2 separate regions of the Homo sapiens genome follow, and region 1 is linked to region 2. A link is a contact called in ENCODE POLR2A ChIA-PET data. All regions are on one chromosome and are shown on one strand. The core of a region is the stretch at or near the end of the contact, and the rest is flanking DNA. Distances in the headings are between cores, read along the strand shown. Region 1 holds the start of EPS8L3 (EPS8 signaling adaptor L3). Region 2 overlaps CELSR2 (cadherin EGF LAG seven-pass G-type receptor 2).

What was found. ChIA-PET counts read pairs that join two places held with the same protein, here RNA polymerase II (POLR2A).
Region 1: POLR2A ChIA-PET joins it to region 2 with 11 read pairs in Panc1. The contact joins the promoter of EPS8L3 here to the enhancer-like site in region 2. POLR2A ChIA-PET finds 5 or more read pairs at or near these places in 2 of 52 experiments (AG04449 and Panc1).

Annotation. Positions count from the first base shown.
Region 1 is chr1:109,762,372-109,768,478 of GRCh38, reverse strand. It overlaps EPS8L3 (EPS8 signaling adaptor L3), which reads left to right and starts at 4,556. Exons shown (of 19, transcript NM_133181.4): 1 at 4,556-4,657. All of the region lies in intron 1 of LOC124904258 (a long non-coding RNA gene), which reads right to left.
Region 2 is chr1:109,252,614-109,258,272 of GRCh38, reverse strand. CELSR2 (cadherin EGF LAG seven-pass G-type receptor 2) reads right to left here. Exons shown (of 34, transcript NM_001408.3): 1 at 4,884-5,659. Among named protein-coding and RNA genes, the nearest start is that of CELSR2, 5.9 kb to the right of the region's middle. RefSeq lists enhancers at 2,045-5,199, 4,460-5,234. Within about 2 kb of position 3,928, at least 13 of the 41 ENCODE cell types and tissues checked have a DNase peak (open chromatin) inside an H3K27ac peak, as active enhancers do.

The DNA.
Region 1 (6,107 bases), core at 3,307-5,806, 510 kb before region 2:
AAGGGGTGAAGTGGGCAGGGAATTGCAGGCAGAGGGATTGCAGTCCTACTGGATGAAGCGGCCTGGGAAGAAGAGTTGTCAATCAGCCCCTGATTGACATTGAGGCTGCCTCATCCATGCAGTCCACCAGCAAGAGGTGCTGGCTGGACCCTGCTCTGGGGTCTGGTTCTAAAGGTGAGGCGGCACCCATTCACCTCTGAATGCCAGGGCCCTGCCCTACCCCCTGCATGGTCATCCATGAACACAGAGCTCTTTTCCTCAGAGCCCTCCAGAGTTTCCCAGCTCTGACCAGGGCCTGCTCTGGAGCTTCCAAGGAACCCACCCTGCTTCTTGGCCCAGGCCAGGGTGGTGGGAGGGGCTCCTTGGCCCCTTAGCCTAAAGCCTGTGCACCTGGGTCTCTTTATATGCTGAGAACCAGCAAGCGGCAGCGTCTTCCACAAGACAGAAGACCCAGTAGCCTTCTTGTTGCATCTCCATGCAAAACCATTCAATGGCTCTACTCACCACCAGGTGATGACGGCACACATATGCTGTCATCTGCCACCACCTCCCCGCCACATACACATACACATGCACACACACGCGTGCACACACACAGTTCACGCCATACCCATCTTCTCCCCAGGCCGCTTCATCCAGTAGGACTGCAATCCCTCTGCCTGCAATTCCCTGCCCACTTCACCTCTTGGCTGAACTCCTGTGTGTCATTGAAGGGCCAGCCCTTGCATTTCCTCATCTGAGAAGTCCTCCCTGACACCCCCAAGCCGAGTAAGGTTCTTTATGCCTGCATACTACAGTGCTTTTGTTTACAAGCCCTTCTCTCCTCTAGACAGTGGCAGAAAACAATCTGGGTCCTCAGGGACCTGAAGGGGGCCTGCCCCTCCACACCTGTGGGTATTTCTCGTCAGGTAGGACGAGAGACTGAGAAAAGAAGACACAGAGACAAAGTATAGAGAAAGAACAGTGGGCCCAGGGGACCAGCACACTCAGTATGCGAAGACCTGCACCGGTGCTGGTCTCTGAGTTTCCTCAGTATGTATTGATTACTATTTTCATTATCTCGGCAAAGGGAGTGTGGCAGGAGAACAGGGTGAACAGGATGATGATGGGGAGAAGGTCAGCAGGAAAACATGTGAGTAAAAGAATCTGTTCATAAATAAGTTCAAGGGAGGGTACTGTGCCCGGATGTGCACGTAGGCTAGATTTATGTTTCTCTTTGCCCAAATATCTCAGCGTAGCAAAGAGTAACAGAGCAGTATTGCTGCCAGCATATCTCGCCTCCAGCCACAGGGCGGTTTTCTCCTATCTCAGAATAGAACGAACAGTCGGCTTTACACCGAGACATTCTGTTCCCAGGGACATGCGGGAAACAGAGGCCTTCCTCATCTCAACTGCAAAGAGGCCTTCCTCTTTTACTAATCCTCCTCAGCACAGACCCTTTACGGGCGTCGGGCTGAGGGATGGTCAGGTCTTTCCCTTCCCATGAGGCCATATCTCAGGCTGTCTCAGTGGGGGGAAGCCTTGGACTATACCCACGCTCTCTTGGGCAGAGGTCCCTGCGGCTTTCCACAGAGCATCGTGTCCCTGGTTAACAGAGAATGGAGAATGGCGATGACTTTTACCAAGCATACTGTCTGCAAACATATTGTTAACAAGGCACATCCTGCACAGCCCTAGATCCCTTAAACCTTGATTCAATATAGCACATGTTTCTGTGAGCACAGGGTTGGGGGCTAAAGTTACAGATTAACAGCATCTCAAAGCAGAACAATTTTTCTTTGTACAGATCAAAATGGAGTTTCTTTTGTCTTCCTTTTCTGCATAGACACAGTAACAGTCTGATCTCTCTTTCTTTTCCCCACAGGGACCCCAGTCATGGGGGTATCCCCCTCAATGTGATACATGCAGTAACAGAGGGACACATGTACAACGTGTCTGGAAGCCACGGGCCAGAGCCCCACCAGCCCTGGGCAGTGGGAAGGCTTCTGAAGGAGGGCTACTGGAGACATAAAGCCATAGCGTGTCCACAGGGCATGCCAGACAGAGAACAGCAGCCAGCCTGGTACCAGGGTGTGACCCTTCAAGGAATTACAAGCCATGCCCCAAGCCGAGTATAAAGTACAAGGGGCAGGGAGTTGGGGGGAAGATAAGGCCAGACTCAGAAGCAGGAGACTTGAGTTCATCAAGGACTTCAACTGCCCTGAGAAGGAGTTTAGGTTTTGTCCCGTGAGCAGCGGGAAGTCACTGAGGGGTTTTAGGCAGAGGAGTGGACAATCAAATCTCCAGCTAAGAAAGCTTCCCTACCAGCAACCAGTAAGGATCAATGAGAACAAGAGTGAAGCGAGGGCGTGGGTGAGGAGACGGCCGCAGGGTCGAAGACAGGAGGTGTAATGGGGTCTGAGGAAGACAGTCGCAGTGGGGTGGAGAGGAAGGGGGCCACTTAGGACTTGCCACAGAGCTGGGACTGCAGGAAGGGTAGTCCATTGGGTGTGAGGATTGAGGGAGGACTCCCCTCCCTGCTGGAACACACGATTGGGAGCTGATGCCTTCCCTGAGATGGGAGCATGAGAGGGGAGATGGTTTGCTGAGAAATAATGAACTCAGCTTGAATTCCAAGGTGTCTGTAAGCCCTCCAGAGGGATCCTAGCACCTCTCACAGTGCCTAGCAGGCAGGAAGCCCTCAATTCTACAGGAAGTTGTGGAATGAATGAACGAATGTGGTCCCACAGCCTTTTAACCCCACAATTTCAAGGACATGCCCTTCGAGTCCTGCTTCCTTCCCCTCCAACCTAAGTCCCAGCTCCTGGTGCCTCAGCCGAACTCCCTTGCAGAAGAGCTGCTGTGGCACCCGGAGCTTTGTGCAGAAGCTTCAGTTATGGCCCCAAGTCCCCAGGTATGGGAAGCTTGGCCTCTCCCTCTTTCCTGATTTCCCTCTTCCCTCAGGGGGCTCCACAGAAGCAGATGTCCCCAATACCTGGCCCCAAGCCCCAGACCCACCAAGGCCACAAAGGCTTTATGTCTGAGGAGACACACACTGCTCCCAGGGGCACCCCTAAAGGGCACTGCAGAGGGCAAGGTGCTGGGAATGCCACTCATTGTTTCTCTGCCCCTGCCCACCTTGCCCCAGAGCCCCCCCAGGAGTCCCTGCTGTGCTCACACTGACTTGGGGAGGGTCCTATGGGAAGGACGGGCCTGGCCTGAGCTGGGCAGAAATGAGGTGTTGCCTGAGCCCCAAGCCAGGGCTGGGGTGAAATATGACTGTGGCCTTCACGGAGTTGGGGGAGGCAACGAGGGGACAGGCTGTGCTATCCCAAAAGAAGCTGAAGGGCCACAAGATGGGGACCCAGGGGAAAGAACCCCAGGACTGCTTCCCATGGGGCTGTGGCTGGGTGCTGGCCTCACAGGCACCTGATCCCTGGGCCCCAGCAGCTGGCTGTCCACTGGACTCTCCCAGGGACACACACAGCCCAGACAGGGAAGGCACCTCCCTAGGATCTGACGCATGGACTCCAGGCCATCCAGGGCAGCGTTGGTTGGGTGGTGATGGGAGAGAAGGCTGAGATATCCTGGGATAGTTCCAGGGAAGCTAAAGATGGGAGTGCTCCAGCCCTCAGACTCCACAGGACACTCCATCACAGGGCCCAGCACCGGGACCCTGCATTCTGCCCACGAGGGTCCGAGGCTCACTGGCACTCCCCCGCCCCCGCCTCCCCTCCTGCCCTGCTCCCTGGTTTCTGTTTATACCTGGCCTTGTTGGTTAGACTGTGAGTTCCCAGAGGGCAGGGGAGCCTGGCCCACTCTGAGTGCCAAGAAAGATTTTTCGATACCATGGAGTGCAGGAAGTGGGTAGGTTTATGACTAGAGATAGATGCAGGCCTCCGTTTTCCATCTTTGCTGAAGCTGGCCAGGCGTCCACCAGGGGTCTGGGCACAAGATGGGGTACAGAAGGAAAGAGAGTGGAAGAGCGAGAAAGGGCTGGTAAGGGGGCTCCTGCTGGAAGGGACAACAGTAGGGACAGAATGAGGGCCCTGCCAGAGGGAATCTCAGCGCTCCATGTAATGCCCCAGGGGCCTCAGTCCCCATCTTCTGTGACAAGATCCATGTCCTGCTCACAGGCACCACCCAGGTACACAGGATCACACACCTATGGGTGCCACCCACGCACAGGCATGGCACACACGCCAGCCCACAGCTTCCCCCAAGCCTGGAGTCCACCTCCAGCCGACCTGTGCCCTCACCACAGAACCCAGACTCTGGGCCATGTGTGCTCTCTTCTTCTGGTCCCAGCCCCGTGCCTGATGCTGACCTGTTCCCCAGAGTAGGCACCTAAAAGGCAGAGGGAAGAGGGGGCCACACCCCAAGGCTAGCAGTGGGGGAAACAGGGAAGCAGGGGCCTCTAGCTAAGCTGGGGACGCCAGTCAGCACAGACACTGCCGCAGGTCCAGGTTGATGTTGAGCGGTTAGTGACCAGGAAGCCTCCCCACCCACCAGAGTCCAAAGAGCACAGGCGTGGCTGCCTCTGTAACCTCATCAAAGGCAGGCTCTGCCTGTGGCCACTAGCAGAGAAGCTGCTGTCCTTCCACCACCAGCACCGGACCACCTGCTCCAAGACCAGCCTCCTGGGGGGACCAGGCACCCGGCCTTCACTGGCACCCAGGTAAGGGCCTGGCCCCCAGGGAAGATCGGGGCCCAGCCCAGTCACAGGGGATCTCAGGGCAGGTGGGGGCAACTCAGTGGCTTCCCAGGCCAGGTCTCCAGCCTGTTCCCAGCTGCAGCCCAGGGGATCAAGCCCAAGGAGGGGCTTGGGACTCAGCAGCTGGCTGGTGGGCTGGAAAGCAGAGCGAGGTCCAGGCTCCGGAAGGGCCTCTGGGATGCTTGCCCCAGGGTCTATGAGGTGATGGCCTTCCCTGCTCCAAACCCCTACATCTAGGGCTTAAAGGGGGGAAATGGGCTGTCACAGCTCCCCTACCCCTAAGGGGCAAGGCAGGCCAAGCCAGCTCCCTCTTCCCTCCCTGGGGTAGGGAATCTTTGGCTGCAGCTGTTTCCCCACCTTGACCTACCTACCTAGAGGGCCCCACAGGGCCCACCCTGGTGTTGAGGGAGTGGGGAGTGGGGCTGACCAGGGGCAGACCTCACTTCCTCTTCTGCATGGAGAGCATGGAGAAGCAGGAAGTGTTACAATGGGGGTTGGGGGAGGCTGGGGAAGGGGAACAGGCTTCTAGCCCCGCCTTACCCCTGGAGAGAAAAGGGGTCCTCCCAAACAAGGAAACCAGAGATCCAGCCGTCCCTTCCACATTCCCTTAATTGTTCACTGGCAGTTTATTTCCTTCCACACTGAGTCATCTTATCAGATCCTACGTCATTTTCACAACAGTCCTAATAAACAAGGGTATGGGTTGCTCTCTCACATGTTACCCGGGGTAGTCCAGTATTTCTGCACAACTGAGGTGTACCATGTAGACATGTGGATACCCACAAACCTCATTTGGATAACACATACCCTTGACCCGCACAGACTAACACCACCCCCACCCGGGACACACACACCACATTTAATTCCACTCCATTTCAACATGTATGTTCTCTAGACTCCCTCTGTGACTGCGCACAGCCCAGCGGCAGAGGCATGTTTATAAACCATTAAAACACGAAGCTTGCAATCGGACAGATCTGGGTTGCTCTCTATTAAACGTTCATTTGTGACCTCAGGCCTGTTACCGTCTTTGAGCCTCAGAGTCCTCATATGGTAAATGGGGACAATACCAGTACCTGCCTTGTGAGGTTGTTTTGAGGATTAGAGTGACTGAAGGTAACGCCGTTAGAACAGTGCTAGGCACGTGGCGCCAAGTAAGTACAAGTGGACGGCAGTGAGGAGAAACTGATAGGATGTTGGTAAGGGGCTCAGCACCAGGCTCACAGCACCGTGGTGGCTATTGTGACTATTGTTGCTGGAGATAAATGTACAAGGTCCAGTGCAGCATTAGGAGGGTACCCTGGGCAGGGTGGGGTTGGATGGTCCAGGAGGGCTTCACCAAGAGGGTGATCTTTGAGCTAGAATTTAAAGGGTTGGGGTCAGGAGGGGACCTGGGCAGAGGATACAGAGTACA
Region 2 (5,659 bases), core at 2,679-5,178:
TGAGATTTGCAGTTCTCTTTGCATCCTTTCCCAAAACCTTCTGTCGCTGATGCACGGCACACCTCTTAATGTTTGTGCACCTTTCCCTGCCCAAGCCACCGCTCCTGCTCCCTTCCCCCAGAGTCTGTGCTGCCTGCGCGGGAACCCTATGTTGTCTTTTTCATACTTTTCTACAGGGCCCAGAGCATCCTGAGACCCACAAAAATCATCCCCCTGCCCCCTCAGCCTCTACACCTCAACACCACGATAATCGCAACCATGGCTGTGTTCCCCACTCCCCCACAGCAGCAGGGAGTTGGCGGGGGTGGGGGGGAGTGGGTAAACTGGGTCAGTGGGCCACCTAGTCCCCCTCCCACTGAGCCCCATGGCTGCTTGGGCGCGCAGACCTGCTATCCCCATGGCAACATCCAACACAAAGCATTCTTCCCGCCCAACTCTCTGGGCTGCTGTGGGTAGCCTGGGGGGCCCCACCCCAGGAAATCCAGCTGAGCCACGTTAACCAGTGACATCATCACCCACTGCCCCATGCTGGAGACAGGGTGAGTCGGGGTGGGGGACCGGAAGGCAGAGATAGAAGGGCCTGGGCAGCTCTCCACTCTGAGACCCCAGAGCCCCACTGAGTCAGTCTCTTCTCTGGTCCTAGGGCCTCTAGCTACTCATCACCCACTTGGCTCAACCATTACACCCAAATGCCTGCTATGCCCCCAGGCAACACACTCACTTATAAACAGCTAAGCACTAAAACACACTTGCTGGTGTCTCATTCCACCCACACACCCTAAGCCCAGAAATACCATACACACCTGAATGCACATACACATGGGAATGAATTTTATTTAGCTAAAAAATGAAAGCTGGGGCCTGGAGAAGGAGGAAATGGCTTTACAGGGCAAGAAGGGATAGTCTTTTTTTTTTTTTTTTTAAGAGACAGACTCTCTGTCGCCTACACTGGAGAGCAGTGGCACGATCATAGCTCACTGTAGCCTCGAACTCCTGGGCTCAAGCGATCCTCCCACCTCAACCTCCCAAATAGCTGAGACCACAGGTGCTCACAACTATGCCTGGCTAATTTTTGTTTGTGTGTAGAGATGGGGTCTTGCTGTGTTGTCCAGGCTGGTCTCAAATTCCTGGCCTCAAGTGATCCTCCATCTCAGCCTTCTAGAGCACTGGGATTACAGGCATGAGCTACTGGCATATTCATATTTGTATTTATTACAATGCCTTACACATAGTAGGTGTTCAGAAAACACTGAGATGTGGATGACAATCTATTCAGTCTCCACAAAGAATAAACGGACTTTAAAACATAGCAGGGGGCCGGGCGCAGTGGCTCACGCCTGTAGTCCCAGAACTTTGGGAGGCTGAGGCGGGTGGATCACGAGGTCAGGAGTTCGAGATCAGACTGACCAACATGGTGAAACCCCGTCTCTACTAAAAATACAAAAATTAGTTGGGCGTGGTGGTGGGTGCCTGTAATCTCAGCTACTCAGGAGGTCCCAGATACTCAGGAGGCTGAGGCAGGAGAATTGCTTGAACCCAGGAGGCAGAGGTTGCAGTGAGCCGAGATCGCGCCATTGTACTCCAGCCTGGGTGACAGAGTGAGACTCTGTCCCAAACAAACAAACAAAACCACATAGCAGGGGGAGCCCAACTAGATATAAAAAGCAAATGCTTACCCTAGCAGTAACGGGGCAGGAGCCCATGTTTCTGGGGTGGGGTGGGAGTAGGCAAGGGACATGGGAACAAATTCTGCATCTGTGTTGTACCTACTTGCGGTGGCTGACTGTACCAGCGGTGGCTCAGCTGAAGCCGGGAAGGCTGAAAGCAGACCCCCATCTCAGCCATGTCCTCAGCCGACTGCCCACCTACCCTCCAGCCTCATCACTTGCTTATTCTCACTAGCTCTCACCAGCAAGCCTGCTTGTCATCACCCACTTCTGTTCCTCCTGCTCTCGTCTCAAAGCTGCTGCACAGGCTGTTCCTTCCCACCCAGACACCAGCCCACAGTCCTCTGAGTCTTCTAACCTGCCCTAGCTCACCTGCTCCAGGAAGCCTGCCCAGATTTATGTCATCAGGCTCTACTTTCCTCTCCGTTTCAGACTTCCCCGCACCAGGATGCTCAGCTGGCACAGAGCTCTTGTATACCTGGTATATCTGCCTAATGATTCCTTGACGGGATATTCCCTCCAGGCAGAAAGCAGCCCAAGACTCCACACACAGTGCCCATAACTGATTAAGAGAGGAGAGGGGGCAACCAAGGCCATGGAGCGGGAGAAACTTTGCCACCCCTCAGCCCTGGGAACAAACACTTCTCCCTGTGTCCCCCACCGCCATCGTCTTAGGCCCCGCCTGGGCCCCTCTCCCAGCATGTCTCTGTTGCTTCCCATCTGGTCCACCATCTGTGGCCACCTGCCCCCTCTGCTGTTGTCCCCCATCCCCAACAGTCAACCCACTGCTCTCTCCTTTCTATATCACCCTCCCCTGCCTTGACCTAGGTCACCCCTCAGGTGCAAAGGCAGGATGGGAACAGGGGTGGGGAGTACGTTGCCTGAGCTGTCTTCCTGGACAGAAAAGGAACAGCTGGGATGGCCTCTGACCCCAGGAAATGCCACCTGTGTCCCAAGCTTAGCCAGGCACACCTGGAAAAGTGCCAGGTCCCGGTCAGCCTCCCAGCCTCTCTTCCCCTGGCAGATGTGCCAGCGGAGACTGGAGGCCAAGAGGGCTCTGCTGTTCTGGGAGCTGCCCAGACCATGGACAGGAGCTGCTGCGTGTCTGAGCAGAGGAAGAAAGAGGCGAGGAGAATTCAGCCTCCAGGGGAGCCATCGGCCCAGGCTGGGGCAGCTGCAGCCATAGGGAAGAGAGTGGAGGCACAAACACGGAGACCAAACAGGGGAAGACAAAGCCTCAGGAGAGGAGCCAGCAATGGGCAAGTGGGAGAGCCGGAGAGCCGCAGGAGCAGGGAGAGGGCACCGGAGAGAGGCAGTGCTGCAGGGCTCCGCATGGGCAGGGGCGGGAAAGAAAGAAGAGACAAAGAACAAGAGGAGGAAAACAAAGGGGCAGTGGGAGTCAGCTCCCCCTCACCCCGGCCTCCCTGAACTTTGGGGTTGCCGTGGTGACTGCCTCCAAGGGTCAGGGCCGAAGGGAGAGGGTGGGGCCAGAGCTGCCGGGCCAGGAGGAGCCGTCCTGGATGTTGCCCCGAGCCTTCTCTAGACTAGGGAACCAAGGTCTAGGGCTCTGCCCTGGTGGGAGACCGAAGGCTTAATGGGGGCGCTTCTCTGCCAGTGCCTGGCCACGCTCACCAAAGGCAGGCTGGGTGTGGAGGACCAGAGGGAGAGGCCCTCCTTCCCACCTCCTTCCCACTTGTCTCAAGTGCCCAGGCACAGTTGAGGACACAGGAGCTCCAGCCTCCCTCTTCCGCCTCCTGGAGGGGAAACTGAAGTCTCAGGAGGCTCAGAACCTCAGCCACAGTCCCTGAAAAGCTCCTGCTTCCTGGTTCCTGTGGCTACTTTGAAGGGTGGGGCAGGGAGGCATCTGTCCAGCAAGGACCCTGAGTGAGGCCACGCCCTGACTCTGGCATACCCCTCCTTCCCCTTCAGGCCACACTCCCTGGGGTGGGAGTAGGGGCCTGCCAGCCTCTTCTTTTCCTCCCTTCCCTGATGGATTTGAAGGCTGCCTAGAGGGGATGTGACCTGATCCACCCCTGGGGTGCAGCTAACAGCATCCCCTCATGAGGGTCTCAGTTGTTCCCAGGCTTGGGGAAGGCACTCAGCAACTTGGGTGTGGTCTTCTCCCTGCTGCTACCTCTGGCTCCCCACAGCTGATAAAAAAAGACAGAATACTGTCACCAACCCCCTCCAACTCTCCTCCCCCAGCCCTGCTGTCCAGGGAGTCTGTAGGCTGAGTGCTTGGCCAAGCAGCAGGAATGCCCCAGCCTGGGTTCCGGCCAGGCTCCCACGCCCTGGGACTCTGTTCTCTCCTCAGATAAGGTGCCTTGGGGTCTCTGCCCTCAAAGCTCACCAGTCCACTGGCCTGTCCTGGTCCCTACACTCCATTCCTGGAGCTTGGGCTGGTCACAGCTAGCAGGAAAGGAAGGCCTGGCACCCTAAGAACAGCCCATGAGGTGGCAAGGGGGGCCCACGAGGCCTCAGCCTGCCCCCCAGCTTCATTGCAGCCCCTCCTCCAAGCCAGACCCGAACCACGGACTCTGAAAGTGGGGTCTGTTTGGACAGACAATGAGCTCTGGCCTCACTTCCTGTGGGAGCTCTGAAGGGGGAGCCAGGCCAGGCTCTTTCTGCCTGGAGGGAAAAGAATGCGCTAGACAAAGTCCCTGTCAGCCGATTCTGCAGCTCAGCCAGGAGGCAAAAGGGGCCAGAAGAGGACTACAGGGTCCTGACCCCTGGGTGGCGGCAGCCCTGTGCTCCCGTGGTCCCCAGCTCTGCCAAAGGCTGTGTGAGACTGCAGGAATATCTTGATGGGGGTGAAGGGGCCCTGGCCTCGCCTCCTCTCCTGCGCCACAGTCCTCTCTGCCCTTCCCCCAGCTCTCCTGGCCCCCCAGGCTTCCACGCGCCTTTTTTCACAATTCTTGGCAGCCATAGCCGGGGCAGCCTCACAACACTTCCCCGACCACGTCACAGGCTGGTAGACAGTGGGGGCAGCCAACCGAAGCAGCCCAGCCCAGCCCAGCAGAAGGTGGGGCCTGCACCAGCCGCCAGGGTTCCTGGGGCTTCTTCCCAAGCTGGCTCTTGCCCCTCCTGCTCTGTGCCAGGCACTGGGCAGGGAGGTGGATCTGTAGCTGCTTCCTGGATCGCACCCTACCTCCAGTGGCTGCCCAGACCATCCCCGCGAGCTACCCCCACCCCAGCGCCACCTGGGCCCTTCCTTACCTGACACCAGCACGCTCATGATGGCCTCCAGAGGCCGGTTGTTGTCCAGTGCGCGGCTTAGCTTCAGCTCACCCGTGGAGGCATTGAGCAGGACCAGGCTGAGTTCATTTCCCCGCTCAAAGCTGTAAGTCAGACTATCTGAGATATCAGGGTCATGGGCAGGTACTCGGCCAATGGCACCCCCAGGGAAGCTGCTTGAGCGATTGGTGACATAGTTGTTGAAAAGGATCTCAAAGTTGCCCAGCACTGGTGGGTTGTCATTGCGGTCAAGGAGGCGGACGTGGACTGTAGCCCGGCTCACCAGAGGAGCTGACGTGGCCTGGATGACCAGGACGTACTCAGGCCGGTCCTCGTAGTCTAAGTCTACCAGGGCTGTCAGCTCCCCGGAGAAGATGTCCAGCTGAAAGACCTCAGGGATGTTGCCCTCCACAATCTGGTACATAATCTGGGCATTGGTGCCTTCATCGGGGTCAGTGGCTGTGACCCGGGCCACGGCTAGCCCAATGGGGCTGTTCTCTTCCACAAACACATCAAACTCATCCTGCTCAAAGACAGGGGGATTGTCATTCACATCCAACACAGTGACTGTCACTTCCATAGGTGTGCGGGCTGGGGGCATCCCCTTGTCCACTGCATATGCCCGCAAGACATACTGGGCCACGTTCTCTCGATCCAGCCTCCGTAGCGTTCGCACGATGCCTGACGTGGACTCAACAATAAAGTCACCGTCTCCATCGTCGCCTCCTTGGAAGGTGTAGAAGACCCTGCCATTAAGT